Regions from separate parts of the Homo sapiens genome. Here regions 1, 2 and 3 are each linked to region 4. The links are chromatin contacts, found by Hi-C or POLR2A ChIA-PET in ENCODE. All regions are on one chromosome and are shown on one strand. Each heading gives the region's core, a stretch centred on a gene start or an enhancer-like site at or near the end of the contact. The rest is flanking DNA. Distances are from core to core; before and after follow the strand shown. Region 1 holds the start of PSTPIP1 (proline-serine-threonine phosphatase interacting protein 1). Region 2 holds the start of TSPAN3 (tetraspanin 3). Region 3 holds the start of RCN2 (reticulocalbin 2). Region 4 holds the start of ETFA (electron transfer flavoprotein subunit alpha).

The links. Hi-C counts contacts between places; a loop is a spot of excess contacts on that map. ChIA-PET counts read pairs that join two places held with the same protein, here RNA polymerase II (POLR2A). Pooled maps may share reads with other maps.
Region 1: a loop to region 4 is called in a pooled map, with 2.6 times the contacts of the local background. The contact joins the promoter of PSTPIP1 here to the promoter of ETFA in region 4. A Hi-C loop is called at or near these places in 6 of 50 pooled maps. POLR2A ChIA-PET finds 5 or more read pairs at or near these places in 2 of 52 experiments (H1 and Panc1).
Region 2: a pooled map shows a loop between it and region 4 (12-fold over the local background). The contact joins the promoter of TSPAN3 here to the promoter of ETFA in region 4. A Hi-C loop is called at or near these places in 1 of 168 maps with a recorded cell type or tissue (CD4-positive, alpha-beta T cell) and 8 of 50 pooled maps. POLR2A ChIA-PET finds 5 or more read pairs at or near these places in 1 of 52 experiments (activated naive CD4-positive, alpha-beta T cell).
Region 3: a pooled map shows a loop between it and region 4 (7-fold over the local background). The contact joins the promoter of RCN2 here to the promoter of ETFA in region 4. A Hi-C loop is called at or near these places in 2 of 37 single-sample maps with no recorded cell type and 11 of 50 pooled maps. POLR2A ChIA-PET finds 5 or more read pairs at or near these places in 1 of 52 experiments (activated naive CD4-positive, alpha-beta T cell).

Annotation. Positions count from the first base shown.
Region 1 is chr15:76,993,623-76,996,426 of GRCh38, reverse strand. PSTPIP1 (proline-serine-threonine phosphatase interacting protein 1) reads right to left here and starts at 1,301. Exons shown (of 15, transcript NM_003978.5): 1 at 818-1,301. The coding sequence starts at 853. RefSeq lists a silencer at 1,117-1,306 and an enhancer at 1,547-1,596.
Region 2 is chr15:77,069,644-77,072,464 of GRCh38, reverse strand. It overlaps TSPAN3 (tetraspanin 3), which reads left to right and starts at 1,356. Exons shown (of 7, transcript NM_005724.6): 1 at 1,356-1,573. The coding sequence starts at 1,511. RefSeq lists an enhancer at 990-1,049 and a silencer at 1,190-1,889.
Region 3 is chr15:76,930,356-76,933,172 of GRCh38, reverse strand. RCN2 (reticulocalbin 2) reads right to left here and starts at 1,424. Exons shown (of 7, transcript NM_002902.3): 1 at 1,188-1,424; 2 at 707-812. The coding sequence starts at 1,331. RefSeq lists a silencer at 982-1,731.
Region 4 is chr15:76,310,101-76,312,860 of GRCh38, reverse strand. It overlaps ETFA (electron transfer flavoprotein subunit alpha), which reads left to right and starts at 1,392. Exons shown (of 12, transcript NM_000126.4): 1 at 1,392-1,511. The coding sequence starts at 1,473. RefSeq lists enhancers at 770-819, 880-929, 1,139-1,639, 1,640-2,140.

The DNA.
Region 1 (2,804 bases), core at 52-2,551, 680 kb before region 4:
CCAGAGCCCTGGGCACAGCCAGAGCTGAGGGGCAGAGGGGTAGTTGAAGGACAGCTGGAAAAGTGCTGAGATGACCAGGGGTCCAAGCTGGGCTGCAGGCTACGTGGCCCGGGCCAAGCCACTTTACCTCTACCACTGGCTGGGCGCCCTTATTTCATGGGGGAAATGACTTGATTTAAGCCCGTGTTGAATTTAAGAAAGTAAGCAAGCCATTGCCCACCTGGCTGCCTCCTTGAAGGACCCCTAAGGTCTGCAAGGGACAAGGGGCTGGGTGAGGGGAACAGAATTACCATTTGGAGTGAGGCAAGGTGCTGGGGGCTTTAGTGCCTTGGATCCCCTTGCTGATCCAATGCTTTAGTTGGTGTGTTGATTTCTATTTTATCACCATTATATAGATGGAGAGACTGAGGCTTGGAGACAGAAATGACTTGCCCAGCCTGTAACAGAGCCAAGACCTGAACTCAAGTTTGTCTGGTCTCTAAATCTGTGACCCCTCCTTTGCTGCCCCACACATCCTCCTCAAGCCCCCACCCATGTGTTACCCTCTTCTGAGGAGCTCCTGCTGTGGGGAGAGGTCTCCCAGAGGAGAAAACACACGGGGCAGCAGAGAGGAGGACGCTCATTCACGGAGTCCACTTGCGTTCCAGTCCAGAAGGGGTGGGGGCCTGGGCCACCTCCATGACAATTAAGACCAAGAATCAACCACTATTTTATGAGAAAGCTCCCCTCTCGGAGCCGCATCCCATCACCTGCATGGAGATTTCAGCCTAGCTCTGCCCCCTCCACTTGTTCAGTGCCCCCAACCATCCTCACTCACCCAAAAGGCATCTTTGAACTGCAGCTGGGGCATCATCCTCAGGCGTCTGCCGCGGCAAAGCTCACTCTCCTGCCACAGGCTGGCCTGATGGAGGGCCAGGCGCCAGCAGCAGCGTCCCAGTCCTGGCAGGGCTGGCCCAGGCCCCCCTTCCCGGCCGGCGCCGTCTGCAACACTCAGAAGGCAGCCACGAGCCAGAGAGGAGCTTCTGAGGGGAGGAAAAAGCTCAACCTGTTTTGTTTGGGGCTAGAATCAGCAGCAAAATGAGGAAGGAGTGGAGCTCAGTGATGGGAGGGCGGGCCCTGGTGTCCAGCCCAGCCCCTCACCGACCCTGCGGTGATGGAGGACACAGTCTGGGACCCAGGGCAGGGAGCAGGGATGCCAGCCCTGGGTGGGAGGCAGTGGCCAGTGGAAGAGGCAGGCTGGAGCTCGGGCCGGGCCAGGCAGGCAGGCAGGCAGGCAGCCCGAGGCCTGCGCAGGAAGGTTTGTGCAACCTCCCCCGGGGCAGGCACAGGGCCCTCGCCCACAGGAAGTGGAGTTGCTGTGCTCCCCTGTGCAGCCCCGCCTGCCACCTGCCATCCTGCTCCTGCCTCTGCTTGCCCCCTCCCGAGGTGCGGGCTCACTTTATTCCAGAGGCCATATGCTAAGGGAGCTTGAGGCCCACTGACAGTGTGGCCAGGAGGGGCCCAGGAACCCCAGGTGTGTCACCCGCCAGCCAGTCCAGCACCCTTCCAGGCTGGGCCCAGAGATGCCAGACTCCCCACCCCGCACTAGCAAGTCATTCTGGAGGGGCTTACCCAGGTCTAGGGCATCTGTCATTCATCAAACCCTGGCTGCTCTGGGACCCAAACCAGGTCCTGCCCTCAAGGAGCCCATAGTCTGGGAGCAGACACAGCTGTGCTCTGGGGGGCTGTGAGCACACAGAGGCAAGGTGAGCAGGCAGCAAGATGAGGGAGAACAGCCTGAGGCCCCGGCACTGCCCCCACCACCACCACCGCCACCACCGCAAGTCTCCAGATTAGACGCTGTTTGGGGCAGAGAACCCCCTTCTGAAGATGGAGGCTTCCGGCTCAGTGAATGGGAATGGATGGAGAGAGAAACAGGATTATCAAGGCACAGAGTGGGGTGTTTGGAAACCCAGTCTGAGGCCCAGTTTTTGTTTAATTTTGACCCCACCTTTCAGGGGCTGAGGGACCTTAATAGACCCCCCAACTCGCTGAGCCTCAGCTTCCTCATCTGCCACACCCAGTCTTTGGAAAGTAGACGGTGTCGAGAATATTTCTGGAATTTCCAGTTTGGTGGGCAGGTGCTGGGGGCACTGTGTGGTACCACCTTAGGAAGAGCCCTGGACTAGAGCCCCAGCCCCAGCCCTGAGACGCCACGCCCTGCCGGCTCAGCAGAAGATGCAGCAGGAAGTCCTGAGCCCAGGGCAGGCTGGCAAAATGGGGTGAGTCAGGGATTGTCCGCAAATCACCACCCTCACTGATGTCTGCCTTACAGCTGACGGGGTGATAAGATGAGAGCTGCTGCAGATGAAATAGTTGAGCTCCCAAGTGCCCATTATGCATGCCCAGGGTTTAGAGAGAGGGGGCACACCCAGGCTCTGAAATAGCCACCCAAGAGGAAACACTTTGGGGAGGATTGCAGAGCAATGGGACTGCCCCCAGAAGGCCCTCACCTCCAGAAACCTTGGATTTGAGCTAATCTTTAATCTGTAAGGCGCCCCAGTCAGGTTTTTTGTTACTTGCAGCTGAAGACAATTAATAGTGTAAAAATCCCCTTGAACTTTGTAGGCCATAGAGTGAGCCAGGCTGCACCTCACCTCCCAATGGCACCACCACCTCTGATAGCACTGGCTCAGCCTCCCTGAGCTCAGTTTCTCCATCCATCAGATGGGATGATGCCTCTAGGTCTGGAGCAGACTAGAGACCCTCTGTTAACAGAAGGCTCCTGCCTGCTTATTGGCAGAAATTTTTACAGCTGGGCTCCC
Region 2 (2,821 bases), core at 107-2,606, 760 kb before region 4:
GTTCCGGTCTCTGGGCCTTTGTCCTTGCTGCTCTCATCTTTGGGCTGTTCCCCTCACCTCCCTTGGGTCCCCTCCAATGTTCTCTCCTCAGAGAGGACTCCTCTCATCACTCTATTCCTTTCCTCTGAATTGTTTCCTAACACTACCTCATGTCATATACCCACTTGCCCGTTTGTTTATGGTCTGCCTCCTCTGCCCGAACGAATGTAAGCCATGGAAGGAAGGATACGTCTTGCTCACAGTGGAATATCCACCACCGACAACAGTGAGGCCCAGAGGGGACACGCGGCAAGTTTGATGAGTGAATAAATGGCTGTTGCTGCTGCTTGGTGTAAATGCACAGGATGCTGAGATTAACAGGTACTTCTGAGAGTGCCTGGGAAAGGTGATGAGTGGGGGAGATTGCATGAGAGCGAGCTGATAAAGACCAGTAAATGGAAATCCTTACGGGCGCGGTCAAGGAGGGAGTGCAGGATTATAATGGCAGGAAAGACAGCAAACAGAGGCAGTTTATTGTGTGACTGATGATGTGTTTTTTGCACTAGACCACTTACTATGTGTGGCTCTGGGCGAACTTCTTAACCTTTCTAAGCCTCAATTACCCGATCAGTAAAATGAGGCTGATAACCATAGTGCCTTCCATCCAGGGTTGTGGTGGGGGTTAAATGAACTAATGGAGCCTGGCACCGGGTGAGCACCCAATAATTAATTGCTATGACGGATTCAAGATTGGGGGAAGAATGTGAAATGTTGCAATGCAAAGAGATGTTTCTGTAATCGTTGCGAATCTTGGTCCAAAACTTACTACCCTGGAATAGAACTTGTTCCCAACCACTCACCCACACAAACATGTCTCTGCCTTGCTAACGCCATCACCAGCCTTTTCTCCTCTCTGACTCTTCTGAGGTCTAGCCCAGCGCCTGGTACAATAAGTTTCTCCATAAGTATTTGTTGTTTTTCTTTGCACTTCTCACCAACAGTGCTGCCAAGATTTTAACCTGGTCAGGAGAATCTGGTCAGGCAGAGATTAGTGTCTCCAACCTTCCTAGGGGAGAATGGGCTAGGTAGAAAGATAGCACTCAGAGGGCTCTGAATCATCTATAAGGGTGGCATAGTCATAGGAGGAGAGTGGGTTTGGTCCACCAGAACCTCCCTAGGGAGCCATCTGCGTCCAAGGGCGGCCAGAGGCCAAGAAAAGGCGCTGAGGCCTTGGCTCCTTTAAGAGGCGTGGCCTCACTGCAGCCTCCGCAGAGGCGATTGGCTGAAGCTACCGGCCGCGTGGGGCGGGACTCGGTTGCCAGGGAGCGGCGCGGGAGCCCTGAGGGGACTGCGGCGGCTGCGCGGAGGAGCGAGGCACTTGCTGGGGTCGGGGCTGCGCGACGGCGCAGGGGCTGCGGGGAGCGCCGCGCAGGCCGTGCAGTTCCTAGCGAGGAGGCGCCGCCGCCATTGCCGCTCTCTCGGTGAGCGCAGCCCCGCTCTCCGGGCCGGGCCTTCGCGGGCCACCGGCGCCATGGGCCAGTGCGGCATCACCTCCTCCAAGACCGTGCTGGTCTTTCTCAACCTCATCTTCTGGGTGAGCGGGGCCGGGCAGAGCGAGGGGCCGGCGGCGGGGCCGGGCGAGGCCGCGGCGGAGGCGCCCGTGGGGGCCGGGCTTGGGCCTGGGCGGGCGCGCGGGGGCCGCGCGCGGGCCCTCAGGCGGCTGAGGCGAGGGGAGGGCCGGGTGTGAGGCCGCTTCGCGAGGTCCCTGCCGGACCAAGCCGGGAGCCTGGGCGCGGAGGACAGCGAGGGGAGGCCTTCAGGGACTCCACGGCCTCCAGCCGGCGCCTCCGCGCTCGGCCCACGCGGGCTGGCTCCGTGCCAGGCGCCCCAGTCTCCCCCCCCCGGAGTCGCCGGCTGGACGGAGAGCGCTTATTGCAGACTGTAGCAGGACGTCGGGCTCGAAATAGGATCTTCGCCAGAGGCTCAGGTTCCGCGCTCTTTGTCGGGGCCTCGCAGACGAGTGGCCGTCCCGAGGCGGGCAGATCCGCGGGGACGCTGCGGAGCCGGGGCGGGGGTTCCACTTAACGCCCTTTGTGTGTGGAGAACCGGCTGACTGTCACCAGCCCAGAAAATGAAGGGTTTCAACTCGAGGAGCCAAATAATCCATTGACCAAGAACATCGGTCTATTTGTTTTGGTCATGGGGGTGACCAAACTGTGAGATTATAACTCTTGGTTAAATATATGATGGAGATGTCACAAGATTTTGAAAGTGATGAGTTCACTTTCAATAAAAGGTGGCTTATGAATTTTTAAGGGGTACACCCTCTTTGAAAGGAATGTTTATGTCATCTTAGTTTGGGTCCTTATCTCATCAGGGACTTTTATAGTAACCTAAGTTGTTCCTATCCGTCTCTCCACCCTCCAGCCCATCTGGACTTTGCACCCGGATAAATCTTTTAAAACGTTTCCTCTATCACATCACTTGATCTGAAAATAAGGAAAACAGAAGCTTCAGCGGTAGAATAAGGTTCAACTCCTTCCCCTGGTCTTGGAGCAGAAGTCCTCAGTCTGGTCCCAAATCACCTTGCCTCTCTGAACTTGTCATTTCCTTAAACACTTGAGTGCCCTGGACAGATTGCTCTGTCCACAGTCGCCAGAGCACTCCTTGAACATTCCGGTTAACCATACTGTGCCTCTTCCTCCTCCCCATTCAGCTCCTCCCTCCCACGCATACGCACACCTGTTCTGGAAAGAATCCTTTCCTCCTCCCCCGACCCCCCAACAAGGGATAAAACTTCATATCCTGACAGCTGTCTCATAAAAGGATGGTTATATGTTAA
Region 3 (2,817 bases), core at 175-2,674, 620 kb before region 4:
ACTGCACAGCAATTTATTTAGAACATTCTTTTAATAGTCTGTGCATTTCATTTCTGACTAGAGAATTTACCTGAGAGCATCAGATTTTTTTTTTTAACTGAAGGATATTAAAACCTGAATTAAGAGCAGGATACCTGGATTCTAGTCCAGCTTTGCCACTTATTTGTAGAAGGCACTTATCCCTGTGCTTCATTTCTTCATCTCTACAAAGTGATGTGGACAAGATGATCCCAAGGCCCCTACCAGCTCTAACATTTTGGTATAATGTTATAATAAACGTAATTCACAGGCAACAGGTCTTTTTCTACTTGCTTAAAAAAAGAAGCAAATTCCTAAAATTTAAATGAAGCATATATCAAAAGAGCGATAAATCATTTACTGCCTTAAAGTTTTGGGGCATATTTCTCTAAAATAAATCATATTGTTGACACTAACAAAAGTCACGTGAGAAAGAGGGTGTCTCAAGGTGTGACTTCCACATAGAGTACAGGGTCAATGATGTTTATATATAACTGGAGAAAGCACCGAGTTTTACTTGGTTCTCAGTGTCTAAAGATTTGTAAGTATAAAGCCTATTCTCCATGTCCTTTTCTCCTTCTCACAGGACTTCCAACTTGGGACACTAGCAATCTATACATTCAGCAGACACCGCTGCTTAACATATTTGTGTTTGTCTCCATTGTTAGTCGTGTAGGGCAGTCCTTACTTTCAGTGAGAAAGCCATCTGAGTCCAAGTCGATTTTCTTTATGATCGCCTGCAGTCTTTTTTGCTGCTCTTCGTGGCCGAGTTTAACATATTCATCCACATCTTCCTTTAGGGGGAAGCGACACACAGGAGGGCCAAGCATTACTATCAGTGGGGCAAAATGGTGGAGAAAAACAGGGCTACTAGAAGACCCCCTTGCCAAAGGGTTTCGGGGTGACCCGCACCTGCACTTCAAGGCCCCTACCCCCTACACACCCTCCATGATCTGAGGGGTAGAAGGGATCCAGCTCTTGGGCCGTGCTATCTCCTCAGGCTTTCCAGGCCCCAGGACCCCCAGAGAGCGAGTGCCGCGCCGCCCGGCCCCCATTGTCAGGCCGCCCCTGCCAGGCCTCGCCCGGCCGCCCCCCTTTGTCCCGGGACAAAGCCCGCGGCAGCCGCGGTGCGAGGCCCGGCCCTCCCAGCACCGGCCTGGCCGCCTCACCTGGACGCCCAGCAGCGCCTCGCGGTCGTAGTCGCTGCGGCGCTCGCCCAGCGGGTAGTGCAGCTCCTCGGCCTTGCCGGCGCCGGCCGCGGCGGCGCACAGCAGCAGCAGCCCCAACGCCGCGGTCCTCGGGCCCAGCCGCATCGCGCCGGCCCGCGGAGGACACCGAGGGACGCGAGGAGGGAGGCTGGCGGGGGCCCGGGCCGGCTGCGATGCTCCGCGGGCGGCTACAGAGAGGCGGTGCGACGTACGTTGAGGGCGGAGGGAACGGGAGGCGGAACCTGCGGTGGCGGCCACAACGCCCATGGACGGGCTGGGGGCCGGTCCACCAATGCGGTGCGGAGGCGCGCCAGGAGGAGGCCTATATGGCCGGCGCGGAGTGGCGGGGCACCAGGCCGCGCCGCTGATTGGGCAGCGCGGCGCTGGGGGCGGGCCGCCGCGATGTCGGGGTCAGCGGCCGCCCAGAGAGCTCCAGGAGCCATGCTGGGACTGCAGAGAGGGTAGACCTCTACGACCCGCGCCTTGTCGTTCCCCCGAAACGCTTCTAAAAGCACGCCCCCACCCCACTCCTGCCCACTCCTGGTCCACTCCATGTGCCCCTCCTACCGTCCATCAATGAGAGAGGCTGGAGGTTTCTGAGACAACAATACAATATCGAAAAAATTATTGCCTGAGGAATCGGCCAACAGTATTCTTTCTCAGTCTTCAATGTATCTATTTTATGAGAGTAGGACGTACAAACTCAGGAAGTGCAGCCAGATGCTTGTATCTGATGCTCAATTTCGTGATTTACAAGTTAATGTGAACTTGCTCAAATTTCTTGACCCCTGAAAACTTGTTTGCTCATCTATAAAATGAGCATAGTAATAAGACTACCTTAAAGAATTGTCGTGAAGATTAAATAATGTAATGGGTTTAGAACAATAGCTGGCACATAAGGTGAAGTGTTCAGTGAAGGTAGGCTTTCATCCATACAAGTAGAAAAACGAAAGATGATTGCACAGAAGGAATAGCTTAGTAAGTACCTAGCAAAACCTTTAGGGACAGAATGCATATACACATGGCTTCTATTCCATGTCTATTCACAGGTTTATGTAATTTCTCCACCTCAACCTGAACACATTAAACTCTAAGAAATTTGTAGGCTGCACCTTGAACCCTTTTCTTTATTGATTGCGCCACTTAGGATCAGGCCTTTCACAGAGAAGAAAAGGCTTTCTGGGTCCTCTTTCATTTCTCTCAGTCTCTATTTGGATTGGGAGCAAGAATTCTGTTCCAAACTGCAAAACTGGGTGGGCACAAGTCGCAGAAATTTCCTGGGTCGGGTTGAAATTTATGGTTTGGTCACAAACCATTGAAAGATTCACAGAGCAAAGTGTAAGTTCAATCTTTCCAATGTTATAAAGATCAACGAAGAACAAAGTTTTAAATTTCAGAATATAAATAAAAGCAAATTTTAGAGTTGATTTCATTAAACTAAAAAGAAAACCCTTTATTGCTGGATTTTAATTTTCACTTCCATTCTCGGTTTTGAGGAAAAAAAGAGAAAAATGTCCCAATTTAATATAAGAAACTCTGCTTTGTACCTGTTGTTCTCCAATAAGTAAAAGGTAAACTTTGACCAGCTTCC
Region 4 (2,760 bases), core at 143-2,642:
GACCTGAATGAAGTGAGGAAGTACGCCACGCGGGTAACAAGAGAAGGCCATTTCAGGCAGAGGGAAGAGCCAGAGTGCAAAACTCTGAGAGGAGCAGGCTTGTGTGCTCAAGAAGGCCTATGTATCTGGGGAACAGTGAGAGAAGAGGGCAGTGGGAGGAGAGGGAGCCACCATAGGGCTTTGAGCAGAGGTCATGATCAGTCCATCAGTTTGGAGAAGAGGCTTCTGGAAACATGGGCAGAAACAGAAAGACCAGTTAGGAGGCTTTGCAATGATCCAGGCGAGAGAGGACAGGGTCCTGAGTGAAGGTGATACCAGCAGAGGAGCAAAGGGGTGTTGGAGGATATTGCTGGATTCTGGTTATCTTTTGAAGGTAGAGTCAACGGGATTTGTTGATAGACTAGATAACATTGGAAAGGTAGGTTGTTGCTGAATTGGGAATTGAGACAATTTCTGAACATACCACTTCCCTCTTAAAAATTTCGTGTTAAAGTCCAGACTCATTAGCAGTCATTTATTCATTTGCTTATTCATTCAACACATACTGATTGAATGCCTAGTATGGACCAGGCATTGTGCTAGGTGTTGCAGGTAGACACAAAATTTAAAAGTAGGGCATACTGGCCGGGCGCGGTGGCTCACGCCTGTAATCCCAGCACTTTGGGAGTCCGAGGCGGGCGGATCACGAGGTCAGGAGATCGAGACCATCCTGCCTAACACTGTGAAACCCCGTCTCTACTAAAAATACAAAAAAATTAGCTGGGCGTGGTGGCGGGCGCCTGTAGTCCCAGCTACTCGGGAGGCTGAGGCAGAAGAATGGAGTGAACCCGGGAGGCGGAGCTTTCAGTGAGCTGAGCTCGCGCCACTGCACTCCAGCCAGGGTGACAGAGGGAGACTCTCTCTCTCTCAAAAAAAAAAAAAAAAAAAAGGGCATACTTTCTGCCCTTACAGATCTTCAGTCAGATGGGTGACACAGACAAGTACTTAGGTTATTACAACCCATGTGACAATTGCTACCATGGGGAAATACAGGGGGAAATAGGGGCATATAGGAAAGGTATCTAATTGGAATTGGCAAGGCTCCACTCGTACCTTACCCCGAGGTCAGCTCAGTTTTGAAGTTCACTCTAGCAGTGCTGACCATTGCGGGGCTGTGAGACAGTACAGTCTGAGCTCGGTCATCAGCGGGTGGCCAGCTTTGTCTCTGCCGCTCCGCGGCCCGGGCTTACTCGAAGGTCCCCGGGGAATAGCCTCACCTTTGCCCCACTTCCCAGTCTAGCCCCTAACTTCCCGCCGTCTATTGGCTGCGCAGCCGCCCAATGGGCAGGCGGAAACCGCGGGCTCGTGCTCCCGGCCTAGGGCGTCTTATCTCGTTCGCGCGTCTCGCGAGCATTAGGTGACTGGCTGAGGCGGCGCCAGTTGGCCGGGCACGGGGCTGCTGTAAGGCCGAGGTTGCGGCGGAAGCGGAGACCATGTTCCGAGCGGCGGCTCCGGGGCAGCTCCGGCGGGCGGTGAGTCCGGACTGGGAAGGCGAACCCAGGGACGGCCCCCCGTCAACCCGCCGTCCCTATGGGGTCTTGCAAAGATCACTGGCCCCCTCAGATTCGACCAGCCCTCGCGCCCGCAGGCCGGTCCCCGCCTGGGACTTGGGTCCAAAGTTCTGGGGCCTACCCTGGACTCCCTGCGGAACGCCAGTTCGGGGCAGAAGTCAGAGGTTTGGGGTCAGGGTGACCCCGAATGATGTGAATTTGCGCGTCTGCTGCCCCTTCTTCTGGCCCACTCTCTGCCCTGCCGTTTCCCACCTTTGTCGGTCACTCTGGGCACTTTCGGGCCGCCAGGTCCTCCACACTTGCTCCACACCCGAGGGAGCAAAATGTCACCGGGGAATGCCCTGTTGGGGAAAGTTTCAAACCTAGATTCCTCCCGGAGGCCGGCATTTCTGGAAGAATTAAACACTTTGGGCGCATCGTGGCTACTCCGACCCACTCACTGTCAAGGGCGGGGGTGGGGTGGGGTGGGAGGCTGCGTGGCCAGTTATGGAAGCTGGTTCTGCTTTCTGGTTTATGGAGCAGGGCTGAATTTAGGTGATTGTATTTGTAAAACCTGCGATCCGATTTGACAGCTTTAGCCAGTTTTGAAAGGCAGACGTCTTTTTATATGCTTCAGGCTGACCTGCTTTTAACCAGCAGATTGTAGATTAGGTTAACTGGTGACAGTGGTACATTTTCAGTGTTTCATTAGTGACAAACCACATTTCTCTCTTCTGTTGTGAGAAGGACTGATAGGAAACATATTTTCCTTCTCATGCTGTGGGAAAGGAGTATTTGGAGACTGACCAGTCACAAGTCAAGTAACAATAATTTATATTGTGGATTGTGTAGTTTTCCTAGTTTACATTTAGGTGAAATGAGAAACAAGATTGGTAAACTTGGGTCAGAAACTTACCTGATGGTTTGTACCTTTTCTCCTTTTTTTTTTTTTTTTTTTTTTTCTGGGCATGGATATTTTCCCATCCACTCCTGGGATTTTTCTCTCTGAGGCATAGCTGGAGCTCTTTCTAGATGTCTGTAGACATTAGACTTTTGTTTGTTTGTTTGTTTGTTTGTTTAAGAGACAAGGTCTGGCTCTGTTTCCCATGCTGGAGTGGAGTGCAGTGGCACGATATGGGCTCACTGCAACCGTCGCCTCCCAGGTTCAAGCGATTCTCCCACCTCAGCTTCCCGAGAAGCTGGGATCACAGGTGCGCATCATCACGCCTGG